Linked DNA regions of Homo sapiens: regions 2 and 3 are each linked to region 1. Evidence: chromatin contacts called from ENCODE Hi-C or POLR2A ChIA-PET data. All regions are on one chromosome and are shown on one strand. Each heading gives the region's core, a stretch centred on a gene start or an enhancer-like site at or near the end of the contact. The rest is flanking DNA. Distances are from core to core; before and after follow the strand shown. Region 1 overlaps GNG12 (G protein subunit gamma 12). Region 2 overlaps GNG12-AS1 (GNG12, DIRAS3 and WLS antisense RNA 1). Region 3 overlaps LOC105378780 (a long non-coding RNA gene).

Region 1 (4,505 bases), core at 599-3,098:
CTCGCTAACCTGGGCAGCAGACCCCTCTCTGCTCTTCACACAGCTTGGCATTGGCCTGGTGTCAGGATTGGGGAGCATGCTGGACAGGGGCTGAGTGGCTGCTATATGCACACTGGAGCACACATTGATAGTACAGCAGAGAGGGCTGGGCTCATCCCTGGTAACCTGTCAGCCCTGGCTTTTAGATGCTTGAAAGATGAGGTTGGATACAACTATAGAACAAACCCACCCAAAAAAGTCCTTGAGAGAAAAACATGAAGCAAATAAAATCAGCTAAGATGCTCCCTGTGGAAGCGTGTCTTAAAAACATTTGCCTTTTCCTGATTGCTCCAATGGAGGAATACCTTATTACCAACAAAAAGTTAGGAGTGATGTATGGGAGCTAAAAAAGTAGACCTCATGGAGGTAGAGACTAGAATGGTGGTTACCAGAGGCTGGGAAGGGAAGGGGGGGATGAAAAGTTGGTTAAGGGGTCCCAAAATACAGTTAGGGAGAAAGAATAAGTTTTAGTATCTGACAGTACAGTAGAAAAATTAGAGTCAACAACAATTTATTGTATATTTCAAAACAGCTAAAAAAATGTGCAATGTTCCCAACACAAACAAAAGATAAATGTCTGAGGTGATGGACAGCCCAATTACCCTGATTTGATCATTATACATTGTATACATGATCAAAATACCACATGTATCCCCCAAATATGCACAACTATTATACAACAATAAAAAATGTTTTAAGAAGTTAGGGGTGAAATCCAGCACATGGAACAGCATATACATCCCACAGTACTAATGGAGGCCAGAGGGCATGTGGCTTTGGGTGGGAGGAGTGTCAAGATCTCTATGGTTCCTGCGTAGGCAGTCTTCTCTGTGTTGGCTAACTATAGTCTGAGAACTATTCACCTCAGTAAACACTGGTCAAGTGCCTAACTGCATCCAAAGTACTGTGGGAGACAATACAGTGTAGCCATTAAGAAAACGAATTCTGGAATCAGGTAGGCCTGGGTTTGTGTTCGGACTCTTTCACCCATTCCCTGTGTGACCTGCGAATATCTGTTGGCTGTAATTATTATAATCTTGGTGCACCTCAATTTCCTCATCTACAAAATGGACATAAGAACTATATGTACCTCAAAGAGTTGCTGTGAGAGTTAAATGAAATCATGCAAGTATGATGTTTTGTATAATACCTTATACATAGTAAGTGTGCAATAAATACTAGTCATTGTTATTCCTAGAAGCTTCCCCAAATTATTTTAAAAAGAAGGCACCTAGATCTAAATGACAGTCCATGTAACAAAGAAAACCCTTACTTGAGCAATTTCAGTGAAGGCCATTTTTCAACAATGCTCACTCACTTCCCTCCACTCTGGGTCCCAGTCATGTATAAAACACTCTGCTTTGTGTTGACTAAGCTCCACAGTGACATTCCAAGGAGTTCTGGTGTCCCTCCAAATATTCTAGGCTGCCCTTTTAACCTGATACTGATACCCTGTCCACTCTACTGTTTAAGGGGCTATTTAAAAATTTGGCTTTGTAAAGCAGGGAGCAAGGCAGAAAGCCTTCAAAGCTTTAGCAGTTGGCGTGGCAAGGAACAGAAAAGCAGCATTTTACAGTATCAAATACCAGAAGTAGCCCTCATAACCACTAACTTTGTAGTGCTCTTCCTTCACTGTGGCGAAGTGCTGAGCATGTTACATGCATTACATTACTGAAACCAAGGCCCTGTGACGTTCCAGTGAGTCCAAGGTGCTAGCTGGTGTGAGTACAGCTGTGGGCTCTAATCTATGCTTTGCTTCAAAGTCCACGCATGCAAATCCTGGGCAACTCCCTGAGTTTCCAAGGCAACTCAGCCAACTCATCCAGAGGTAACTAGCTTCCAATAACTGTATAAGCTCACTCCCATCATTTGGTAGGTTGGTAGGTCAATCAGTTCAATTTATTTTTATTTTTATTTATTTTTTGCTTTCTCTGATATTTGACCAACCACGACACCTAGTGGCCAGTGGAGCACAAACATGGGTTGCCCGAAAAGGCTGATGGACGGGTGATGTGTGTCTTTAGCTTTAAGACACACGTTGCTCATGACCAGGAAAAACCTGATGGATCGTGTTCAAGGCAAAGAAACCAAGGCACAGAGAAATGAAGCGACTTGCCTAAAGTCAAAGCTAATGTAGAACTGTGTGGAAATACTGAACCTTAGTGTTAGAACTCGTATTCTGATTCAGACTTGGCCTAAATTTGATCCTCAGCAAGATACTTTCTTCAGTTATTCAACAAACATTGACTGGGCACCTCCTGAGTAAGGCACTGTGCCAGATGCCGGGGACATGACAGTAAGCAAGGAGGACACGTCTCGATCCTTGCAGTCAAATAGGAGGGGAAGATAAACAGAGAATCCACAATAACAATACCAGCTAATATGTATTAAGGACTCTGCTTCAAGAGTTTCATGTACACCAACTCGCTTCATCCTTGACTTGAAACAATCCTATAATGGGGGTGCGATTATTATTCTTGCTTTGAAAATGTGCAGGAGAACATTTAAGTTGTGGGTAACAAACAGGGCTCCTATGCCTTTCTAGGTCTAAGTTTCTGAAATAAAGTTGTGCTAGATACTGGAAGATTTCTAAGACCTCTTTCCAGATCAGTTTCCCTTCACTTCTAGGATTCTGGGGTAAAGCTGGGATTAGACCTTGGTCGGTTTTCCTGACCAAGAGTCTAGTGTTCCCTCTCTATACACTGTGCTGGTCAATATTTATGAATAACAGCTGGAAGTTATTGAATGCTTACTCTGTGCCACGCCCTGAATTTCTCAGTTCAGGCAATCTTCTTCACAACCTATGAGACAGCTTTAAGATACAAATAATAACTGAGTGAAAAATCATGCTCTAAAATAGTTTAAAAGATTTCCAAGATAAACAGAGAGGCTTCCAACCTCACTCAGCTGTAGCATCCTGAATCTCTGTTCTGTCTGATTTTGTTGAATGGTGGATTTAAACCTTATGTATTGGTGTCCTCAGGCTCTCATGAAGGGAATGGATAATGGGTCCAGGCAAATGGTTCAATGATGAGTTACTGTCTAGGGAAACAGGGGGCATCTTGTTCAATAACAACATTGCTTTGGGGTAATTCTGGGTCCCTAGAAGTATCTACAAAGCCTGCAAGGTCAAGTGCAGGTCGACTTGGCTCTTTGGTTTTATGATTCCAAATAAATAAAACACATTTCCAACAGTTCAGCAGGGTATATCCGAGATCGGCAAACTCTCCAACGAGGTATTCCCGTTAACCCTTAGTCCCTTACCCTCCCTGAGGGTATGTGCACACCATCCGCTTTCTGTCGGGTGAGGGAGGGTGCAGGGAGAGAGGCAGGGGCAATCAGGAAAACTCTCTCAGTGATCCTGCAAATGGGAAATGGGGACATTGAGTTTAATCACGGCTCCACTCCAGGACCAAAGAAAGCAACTCCTGCCACCTGCAGTCAGACCACTCTCTCCCACACCCAGGAAAGCAGACCCAGTGGGACCTAGAGCTTCCCAGGTCTTGTAAGACTCTGGCCTCTTTGTTCAGGGCCTCCAGAATGATACTCCAGTGGGTCTTGGTGAGAACATACATTAGATATGCTGCAATGTTTAGCCTAGAATGCTCTGCTAGCTTTTCCAAATGGCAAGCTCTCACTGAACTTTCTAGGGCTACAGATCAATACCTTCTTTTGCCTGACCACCACCACCGCCCCCAACCCAAGGCTGTCCACAGTAGGAACTGCCACATTTGCCCAGTACCTAACACAAGATTGTAATCACTGACTTGTTTATCTGCCTACCCCATGGACTTGAAACATCTCTAAAAGATGAAGTGGGGTGGCTTAACCATCCTTACGTACTCAGTACCTAGCTAGCACAGCCTCTGGATTGAGGAGGTGCTGATTCCCAAAGAGCTGGAAAGGAAGGCAAGGAACTGTAAGGCTAGAAGAGGCTTAAGAGGTCATCTCATTTATAATCCTGCCCAATACAGGATTTCCCTCAAAATACAAGAAATTATTTTGAGGGAAAATAATACAAAAAGTAAAGAAAAACAAGAGAAAAGTTTAAAAGAGTATGTATTTATGTACATATATACCTTCTACATGCATACATACATATATGGCATCCTTCTACTGGAATGGGGTATGTGGTGGTAAAGACGCAGAGTAAGATTCACTCAGATTTTTGAGCATTAGCGTTTATCTCTTTTTAAAGTTTTTTTCCCTAATTTTTTTCCCCTAATTTTTCACAAAATACATGCAATTTAGTGAAAAATTTGTAAAATATAATTAAAGTGAACAGAAGGTAAAAGTTAACATGCTGTTATATTTCCTTCTAATATTTTCTTGGGAGTTTTTGTTCTTCCTTTTTTAAAAAATCAAAGGAAACCTTGATCAGATTGAGTTTTTAAGGTAGTCTAAATTATACTCTGCTGCACAACTTTATATTTTGCTCCGTTCTAGCAAAAGCATTTCCCTATGTG
Region 2 (4,505 bases), core at 848-3,347, 220 kb after region 1:
CACTGTTTCCAATTGCATGAAGGAAGAAGAAAGAGGAAAAGACTCAGTGATTTTTTTTGGCTGGGTGGTATAATTACCAGGGTAAGGAGGATGAAAGGACAAAGGGGCTGGGATTCTACTTTGGGCTTGGTGAGGTTGACGTGTCTGTGAGCTATGCAGTTAGTCCAGGAGACAGTAGGATTAGGAATACAGGAAAATAGTTGGGAAAGAAATACAAGATTTTTAGTTAGTAGCAGATAGATGCTAGGAACACCATGGGACTGGATAAAATGGGTTTTATTTTAATTGTGTAAACTTCTCTGCATTCCTAAACTATATGTTCCTTGATGGCAGATCTATGTGTTTCCATTTCTGTATGTTGGGTGCCTTCCATATAGTATGTGCTCAGGAATGTTATGGATGGATGAATTGTTGAGATTATGCAGGTAAAACATTCTAAGTAAAAAGTTAAGGGCTGAGAACAGAACCCTGGGCAATGTCAGCATTTATGGAATGAGCAAAGGATGAAGAGTCCATGAAGGGGGAAAAGTCAGGTGGAAAATCAGAAGAGAGCAGTGCCTGCAAAAGACAGGAGGAGAGTCTCAAGAGGAAAAGCTACCATGAAAACAATACTGAACATTTTACTGAACAATTACTCTCTGCCAAGTAACGTGTGTGAAGTTTACTTAATCCTCAAAATAATCCCATGGTGTAGGAACTCTTTTTATACAGAAGAGGAAGCTGGGGCCCAGAGACGTAAAATTTTTCCTGGATCACACTACTGGTCAACAAGAGAGATGAACTCTAAGTCCTGGACACATGACCCCAGAGCCGAAGCTCTTAAACACTAAATTACACAGGTGTTCTACCCCTTCTCCCTTCTTGCTGAAGAGAAAAAACTCCTAACCAGGACAAACAGAAAACCCAGTGGAAGAAATAGCATTTGGCCCTTGATAGATGGGCTGTACTTTAGCAACGGAGCTGGAGGAAGCCCAGGTAGGTTTGCCAGATTTAGCAAATAAAAATACAGGACACACAGTTAAATCTGAATTTCAGATTAAGATTTTTTCTTAGTATAAATATGTCCCCATTATATAGCATGCTCCAATCAGGCTAGAATTTTTACTCTCCCTTTTTACTTCTACGCTTCATAGCTCATGCTCTTCATCTCTACGGCACACTGTACCCTTTCTTTTTGCCAGTCTTAATGTTACCCATCCTCGAAGCCCCATCCATATTAACTGTCATTTGCCCAGCATTCCTACCTAAAAAATACATTCATATGGATGACCTCATTTGATTTACAAAGCACTCTTGCAAGTAAACATGGTATGCATTATTAACCCCTTGTGCAGATGAGAAAACAAGCTTGGGATGCAACATTTTTTTTTCTTTTTTTTTTGAGATGGAGTCTTGCTCTGTTGCCAGGCTGGAGTGCAGTGGTGCGACCTCACCTCACTGCAACCTCTGCCTCCTGGGTTCCAGGGATTCTCCTGCCTCAGCCTCCCGAGTAGCTGGGACTAGAGGCACGTGCCACCACACCCAGCTAATTTTTTTTTTTTTTTTTTTTAGTATTTTTAGTAGAGATGGGGTTTCACCATGTTGGCCAGATGGTCTTGATCTCTTGACCTCGTGATCTGCCCACCTCGGCCTCCCAAAGTGCTGGGATTACAGGCGTGAGCCACTGCTCCTGGCTGGGATGCAACTTTCACAGATCATTCATTCATGTAACTGGGACCCCAGGGTCTTATGACAGCAACTTTCATTCTTTTTCCACGAATTCACACTGAAACTAATGTCAGCCTTCCACTTTGATTCTCAGTGCTCAGGTACCTCTCCTTTTTCTTGACCTCTCAGTTTGGCTCTTGATTTAAAGTTTACTCTTGTTGTTCAAGTCTTACATTTCCAAGAACACTTATGTTCTCTCAAGACAGGAATCCGCCTTGTACAACTTTGGCCCCTGCCCTTCATACATATCCAGTTGAAACTGATTAATTTTCTCCAAATCCTGTTAAATGATCTTGAAAATCACTCAGGTCTGAGCAATCCTCCAAGTGTTCCGAGTTCTTGGCAGAGTGTGTCACCAGTACTTGTGACTAAAACTGGTATTTTTTTTTTAATTTCATAGAATGTAAAAAATTGTGGTCAAATATTCTTCCCTAATATCCCCAGCTTAGTGATTTCTTCTGGATAGACATTCCCATCCACCACAGAAATGTCCAAAACAAATAGCCAAGGAATAGGCAAGTTTATCTAATAGTAATTTATTCTTCCATTCTTCATTCAACGGCACTTAATAACACCTGCAATATGCTAGCTATTGTGTTAGTCAGTGGAGATCAAAGATGAGAGAGATGCGGTCCTCCTTTTCTAGGAATTCACAGTCTGTTGGAGGTGACTCAACTTTATACAAATACCAGAGGACAAAGCACAATAGATAAATGACGTGAAAATTCAGATGTGGGAGGTAGTTATCTCCAGCTTGGAAAAGGAAAGGATAACCTCAGCTTTTAACCTTGATTCTCCTCTAAAATTCATACAGCCAGTCCTGATATACTAATCATGTGGATTTTAGCCTCAGAATAATTACTGTGATTATCTCAAGAATTTTAAAAAGGACTAAATGCTAATGTGAAAAAAAATGAAAACTCAACATGAGACATTAGAGGAAATTGTTAAGTACAGTGGGGAAGGTTGAGAATTCCCACCCCCTCTCATCTTTGGCTCCTCTGCTCCAGTGAGAAATGGCATACCTCATTCTCTGCTTTGTATTCATTATTCTTTTACTTATAACCATCTTACAGAATGAATCTCTTTCTCCGTCTCTCCTTCTCCCTCTCTTCCTCCCCCTTTATGTGATAGACGTATCTGTCTTTCATATCTTATTTATCCTAGTATACTTCAGAAATTGCCTTTCTTGATTTGTTTCTTGCAATTTCCTGTTTTGTATCATTCATTCATTATTCATGCCAGCCAGTGTTTGTAATTGTGATTTGGTAATTGTTATTCAATGAATGAGTATCAGCTTGAATAACTCAGCTACAAAATCATAATACTTTATATCATTATTTCACTTTCTAGTTTCTTAAATATTTTTGTGTGTCTACTTTTTTTTTTAATCTCAAAGACTTTATGACATTAGTCATCTTTATATTACGTAGACCACAGGAGAGAAACTTGGACCTATCTACATTTGATTTGGGGCCAGCACCCTCTAAGTCTAATCTCCTGCCTGTGTCCATTGCCTCCTGCACAACAGTTAATAAGGTGCACTCACCACCACTCCTGCCACAAGCACAGGCATGCTGTTGTTGCTTCTATTAAGCTTCAAGACAATAAGCTGCCCTCTGGCTGGTGGGACTATAGCTCCATAAAATGATACACTTGCTATACTCTGTTCTGCACCTTTTCCCAGAGAACCATTTCTCTGCTCCTCACCTTGGGAGTAATACATCTTTCTTTGCTTTTACCAAAGAACGGCTGTTGTAATATAGCTTGAGACCAGGGATTTAACCTGCTAGGAAATTCAACATTTATTTAAGGATTATATTTAGCGGAAAGATGAAAAAGGGCCCTACTCAACCGGTATATGAAAAGATGCTCAGTGTCACTGATCACTAGGGAAAGGCAAATTAATATCAGAAGGAGATATAACCTTATGTCTGTTAGGATGGCCATTATTAAAAAGATGGAAGATAACAAGTGTTAGTAAGGATGTGGAGAGAAGGGAACCCTTGTACACCATTGGTGAGAATGTAAATTGGTACAGCCAGTGTGGAAAACAGTATGGAGTTTTGATAAAAATTGAAAACAGAGCTCCCATATGAACCAGCAATCCCACTTCTGGCTATATATTCATGAAAATAAACTCAGTATGTAAAATAGATATTTGCACTCCCGTGCTTATTGAATAATTATTTATAATAGTCAAGATATGAAAAGAATCTAAGTGTCTGTTGACAGATGAATGGATAGAGAAATTGTGGGAGTGTGCATACACACACACACTGGAATATTACTCAGCCTCAAAAAAGAAGGCAATCCTGCAATTTGTGACAACATTGATGAAGCTGGAAGATTTTGTGCTAAGTGAAATAAGCCAGACACAGGAAGAAAAATTCTGTGTAATCTCACTTATATGTGGAATCTTAAAAAGTCAACTTCATAGCAGCAGAGCAGAGAATGGGAGGCAGGTGGGGGTGGGGAGCAGGAAGATGTTGGTATAAAGTTTCAGTTATCTTACGTAGGGTTAATAAGTTCTAGTCATCTAATGTATAGCCTGGTGACTATAGTTAATAATACTGTGTTATCTACTTGAAATGTGCTAAAAGAACAGATTTTAAGTGGTCTCACCACACCAAAAATAGTGAATTATCTGAGGGGATGGATATATTAATTATCTTAACTGAAGTAATCATGAGGTATAAGCATATCAAATCCAATTATATTTCATAAAGCTGATTTTTTTAAAGGGGGAACTATTGATTATTAAATGTTTTCCATACAGGTTCAGCACTCAACATAAC
Region 3 (4,505 bases), core at 977-3,476, 170 kb before region 1:
ATCTGAGAAATAATATGAAGGGCTGGCCAACCTGGGTAGACCATGTGATAGCAATTCTTTCTCAGAAAGTTTTCATGTGATGTGCACATGACTTTTATGTTTGTTAATAAACACAGCAAGAATTCCAGCACTCCGTGTTCTTTTATAGCTATTATTTCAAATTCGGTGCTATGATCATCTAAATTATATGTGCATGTAGTTAAAGAGCCAAAAAGTTCTACATACTTTGGTTCAAATGTCAGTGATTACTTCCCCGTTCCCCACAGCTTCCCCAAATCTCCGCAGCGCAGTTTCCCATGGTCCAGAGACAACCACCTCCAATATTTTTGCTGATTCATTTTGTTATTCACCTCGTATCATGCTTATATTGCTACTTTGAGATTTCTCAGTTTAGGCATTATCTTTTGGCTTTGCACCATGAAAGATGAGGATTTAGCTCTGCCATCAGCGGCCTGCACCATGTGCAACATACAAATACGCTTTCCCCCTCTTCTATCTAATATAGATGTAACTCGATTTCAGCCAGAGCAGTATTTTTATAGCTGGTCATCTAGTACGCTAGACTTGTTACTTTTCTCACACATTATTTTGCTTGTTTTCTTTGGAATTATTTTCTTATTTTTAAAGTTTGGCTCATGCCTCTAATCCCAGCACTTCGGTGGGGGGACTGCTTGAGTCCAGGAGTTCCAGACTAGCCTGGGCAGCATACGACAACAACAAAAACTAGCCAGACATGGTGGTGCGCACCTGTAGTCCTGGCTATTCAAGAAGTTGAGGTGGGAGGATACCTTGAGCCCAGGAATTCAAGGCTGCGGTGGGCTGTGATCTTGCCACCACACTCCAGCCTGGGCAACAGAACAAGACCCTGTCTCAGAAAAATAAATAAATAAATAAAGTGGCTTCATTTTCTGTGTACTTATCTCTAAGTAAGCCTCAAACCTGTCCACTGTGACAGAAATACTTTCCCAACATTTCCACATATATTTGGTATTCTATCAATTTCAACTTTTTGAGGCAATCTCTCTGGGGGCCTTCTAACTAGCTTGGGTCTAGACAGGTGGCCCCTATGCTGGGTGCTCGGCTGTCACCCCAGGATCTCTGCACCATTGTCTTGGGCCTTCCCTGGGCCTCTCTCCTAGGTTGGAGTGCCTTACTTCTGGGTCCCATGCTTTCTTCTTTCTTGGAATCTTTTCATTTTGGAGCGTAAGAAAGAGGACAAAGGAGGGTTTTGTTTGTTTTGAGCCCATGGCACATGTTTAACCTACGATCTTTAATAGGAATTCTTAGCCTTATGTCAGAGATGAAGCAATTGAAGTTTAGGATTATTAAGCAGTTAGGAAGTTGTCGAGTTGGTCTAGTAGGATATGTCTTGGGTCAGAGCTTCCGTCACACTGTTTTCTTATCTATCTTCTCTGTTGAGCCATGAGCTCTCTTAAGGCAAGGACCAATCCTATCTGTTCCCTTTTGTATCTCTAGTAGCAGGCTGTCCTAGGCGCTCAACTAAGGTTTCTTGAGTGAATGTGTTGGGTCTGATTTTGGAGGACATTGTTTGTTCCATCCTAACGGAATAAAAATCCCAACATTTTGTTTTTAACCTGCCAAGCCCAAATTATCTGTACCTGCTGTAATTATCTCCCACTGCCCCAGGCGCCCCCTCCCCCACAGTTTTGTGCTTGTTGTCATCTTAGAAGACAGATAGACATCTGCCTGCACCTGAAATGGCTCAAAAAATTTCCTTGGGAAGGTCTCGCCTTCATTCTTAAACCACAACATACACTTCCAATGTTTATTTTTGTGAGACACACAATAGTATAATCACAAAATATTTTTTCCCTAAAGAACAACTTACTCAAGTGAAGGCAATGCTATATTTATGACTTTTTTTTTCCTGTTTTTAGGATACCTCATGGAAACTTGACAGAACAAAGGATTTATTTTTTATTAGGTTAAATCTGCTTCTTGGGTACTGTTTGCTTGCTGCCCATTAAGTCTGGACATCTCAATTTGAAAAAAAGGCACTTGGATTAATAAAAACAACCTGAAACAGATCCCTTTAGTGGGGTGACTCTGTATTATGTTAAAACGTAATGTGACAAACACGGCTGCAGCGCCCTCCCAGAACCCAAACCTTCCAAGCTAAAAATAGCCCTTGGTCTTTCCCTGCAACTCAAAAACAGGAACAGCATAACTTGTTTGCCTCATTATGTGTTCTGCCCAGGGATCCAGCCCTCTCACATCCTGGCTCTTGCATACTTTCACAAATTCTAATCTGCCCATTACAAATCCAACAGGCCTCATGGTAGGAAGTGAATTCTGCACAAACACAACTGCCCTAGGTCCTTAAACAATGCACTGTTCACCCAGGGGCTCACAGGAGGGAATAATAACTTTAACCACCACTTAGGGGAGGCATCTCTTAATATTTTTCTGGTTCTATGGGCATGAAGATAGGCACGCTATGTGTTTTAACCTTTTCCATCCTTACCATCTATGAGGGTAAATCTTATTATTATCCCTATTTTATAGATAAAGGAAATGAAGGCTCAGGAGATAAAAGAACTTGCCCACACTCACCCAAGACAGTGTAGGAGTGGTGGCCAAACCCAGCTGGCTTTCACATTAATGAGCATCACAGCAAACTACCTCACCATAATGCCATGGCCAAGTGAGTGGGACCTCCACTCAGAAGTGAAGGGAGATGGGCTGGGCATGGTGGCTCACACCTGTAATCCCAGCACTTTGGAAGGCAGAGGCGGGTGGACCACCTGAAGTCAGGAGTTTGAGATCAGCCTGGTCAACATGGCGAAACCCCATCTCTACTAAAAATACAAAAGTTAGCCAGGCATGGTGGCGCACGCCTGTTGTCTCAGCTACTCGAGAGGCTGAGGCAGGAGAATTGCTTGAACCCGGGAGGCGGAGGTTCAAGCCTCTGCTATCAAGCCTGAGCCGAAATCCCACTATTGCACTCCAGCCTGGTGATGGAGCGACACTCCGTCTCAAAAAAAAAAAAAAAAAAAAAAAAGTAGAGGAAGATGAAGGAATGTCTAACTCTAACTACTATTGGCCCATGAGAATAAAGGCAGAAGCTATAGATGCTCAGAGTTGGGAGGGATTATGTAGATCATCTATCCTTGGGTATCTTTTTTTCTGCAGCAGATCTGACAAGTTCCCACACAATTCCACGGGAAAATCATCGGCTTTGGATTCTTGACCCTCTGTGGAGGGAGAGGGAGGGCAAGTGGAAGTGGAGTGAATCAGTAGAAAGGAAAACAGTGCTGCAGGACAGAGAGGAGACTCTTAGAGAAGTGCTCTCCAGGGGAAGGCAAGATGGGAGAAACGAGCTGGCCTGAGAGGGGAACAGGGATGTGCCCTCTGTAGAAACAGGAGGAAAGGCCCAGCATGTGGGCACAGGCCAGTTAAGTTGGAAGTTTTGTTACTAAGAAGATGAGGTGGTTTCTAGGTGGTTGTTTCTCTTTTTCTCAGTGAACTGCAGGTGAAGGCCATCAGCTGCAAGTGAGGAAAGGAGAGAAGATACAGGAAGTTTGAGAAGACAGAGGGTGTGAAGAGTTTTGGAAGTGGAGATACTGAGAAAGTGTTTGTCCATCAGTGGCTTGAGATTTGTGTCCATATATGTCAAAGGAATCCCATCATCATGATCAGTGGATTCTGCAAAAACATGCAGCTGCTTGGGTGCAAGCATGATAGCTGGAAAGCTGGAGCTTGACATGTGAGGTTGTTGGACAGAGTTTGCAGGGCAGTGGTTGTAAGAAAGAATCATGACTCTAAGCTGGGTTGAGAGTGAGGTGTCTGATGAAAAAGTGGTAGCGCTAATAATAATCAAAGATCTCTATGAGATCTGCATACATATTGCACTGGAGGACCAGCAAAAGTGAGCTGGGAGTAGAGGCTGGTATACTTGAGGTTGCAATTTCAGTGGTGGTGCATTTAGTGTGGCTTGCAATATGGAAGGGCATGACCAAGGAAGAAGATAGCTAGGTGGGTGGGGGAAAAGGGCATCAGTATGAGCTGGCTGAAGAACAAGCAGCTGAGATATTGGATGGATAAGCCAACTGAATTTTGAAGCAACCAAGAATGGTGGCAATTGAAAGAAATGAGACGATGGTAAAGTCATTCATGAAAGGAGTGAGACAGGGTGGGCAGGAGATGGCAGCAACTCAGAGGCGCAAAGTCCGATGACATATACTTCAAAGGAAGAGGGGTTGAAGAAGGGAACGAATGGCTTAGAAGTGGCAATCGGAGGCCAGGCGCACACCTGTCCCATCTCCAGATACATGGGGAGGGTATGAGAAGAAAAAAAAAGCCAACCTGCTGTTAAGTAGCTGCAATGGAAGTTTTAGGACAAATCAGGCACTAGACGGGGTAAGCGGTGAGGGAAACATTCTGAGAAGGGATTAAGAATAGAGAAGAGGAGGCTGCTGAGAGGCTGGACAGTGTGGGGGAGATTGGTTCAGATTACCAGATGTGCAGAGCCACCATGGGGCTAA

What was found. Hi-C counts contacts between places; a loop is a spot of excess contacts on that map. ChIA-PET counts read pairs that join two places held with the same protein, here RNA polymerase II (POLR2A). Pooled maps may share reads with other maps.
Region 2: a map of aorta shows a loop between it and region 1 (4-fold over the local background). The contact joins two enhancer-like sites. A Hi-C loop is called at or near these places in 2 of 168 maps with a recorded cell type or tissue (both aorta) and 3 of 50 pooled maps. POLR2A ChIA-PET finds 5 or more read pairs at or near these places in 4 of 52 experiments (A549, H1, HEK293 and 1 more).
Region 3: a loop to region 1 is called in a map of posterior vena cava, with 2.6 times the contacts of the local background. The contact joins two enhancer-like sites. A Hi-C loop is called at or near these places in 2 of 168 maps with a recorded cell type or tissue (cardiac septum and posterior vena cava) and 6 of 50 pooled maps. POLR2A ChIA-PET finds 5 or more read pairs at or near these places in 3 of 52 experiments (A673, HEK293T and OCI-LY7).

What each region holds. Positions count from the first base shown.
Region 1 is chr1:67,758,448-67,762,952 of GRCh38, forward strand. All of the region lies in intron 2 of GNG12 (G protein subunit gamma 12), which reads right to left. All of the region lies in intron 1 of LOC105378781 (a long non-coding RNA gene), which reads left to right. Among named protein-coding and RNA genes, the nearest start is that of GNG12-AS1, 72 kb to the right of the region's middle. Within about 2 kb of position 1,849, at least 21 of the 41 ENCODE cell types and tissues checked have a DNase peak (open chromatin) inside an H3K27ac peak, as active enhancers do.
Region 2 is chr1:67,977,039-67,981,543 of GRCh38, forward strand. All of the region lies in intron 1 of GNG12-AS1 (GNG12, DIRAS3 and WLS antisense RNA 1), which reads left to right. It overlaps LOC124900403 (a long non-coding RNA gene), which reads left to right. Exons shown (of 3, transcript XR_007066162.1): 3 at 1-1,340. Among named protein-coding and RNA genes, the nearest start is that of DIRAS3, 71 kb to the right of the region's middle. Within about 2 kb of position 2,098, at least 2 of the 41 ENCODE cell types and tissues checked have a DNase peak (open chromatin) inside an H3K27ac peak, as active enhancers do.
Region 3 is chr1:67,588,350-67,592,854 of GRCh38, forward strand. LOC105378780 (a long non-coding RNA gene) reads left to right here. Exons shown (of 4, transcript XR_947474.4): 4 at 1,899-2,048. Among named protein-coding and RNA genes, the nearest start is that of LINC01702, 68 kb to the left of the region's middle. Within about 2 kb of position 2,227, at least 11 of the 41 ENCODE cell types and tissues checked have a DNase peak (open chromatin) inside an H3K27ac peak, as active enhancers do.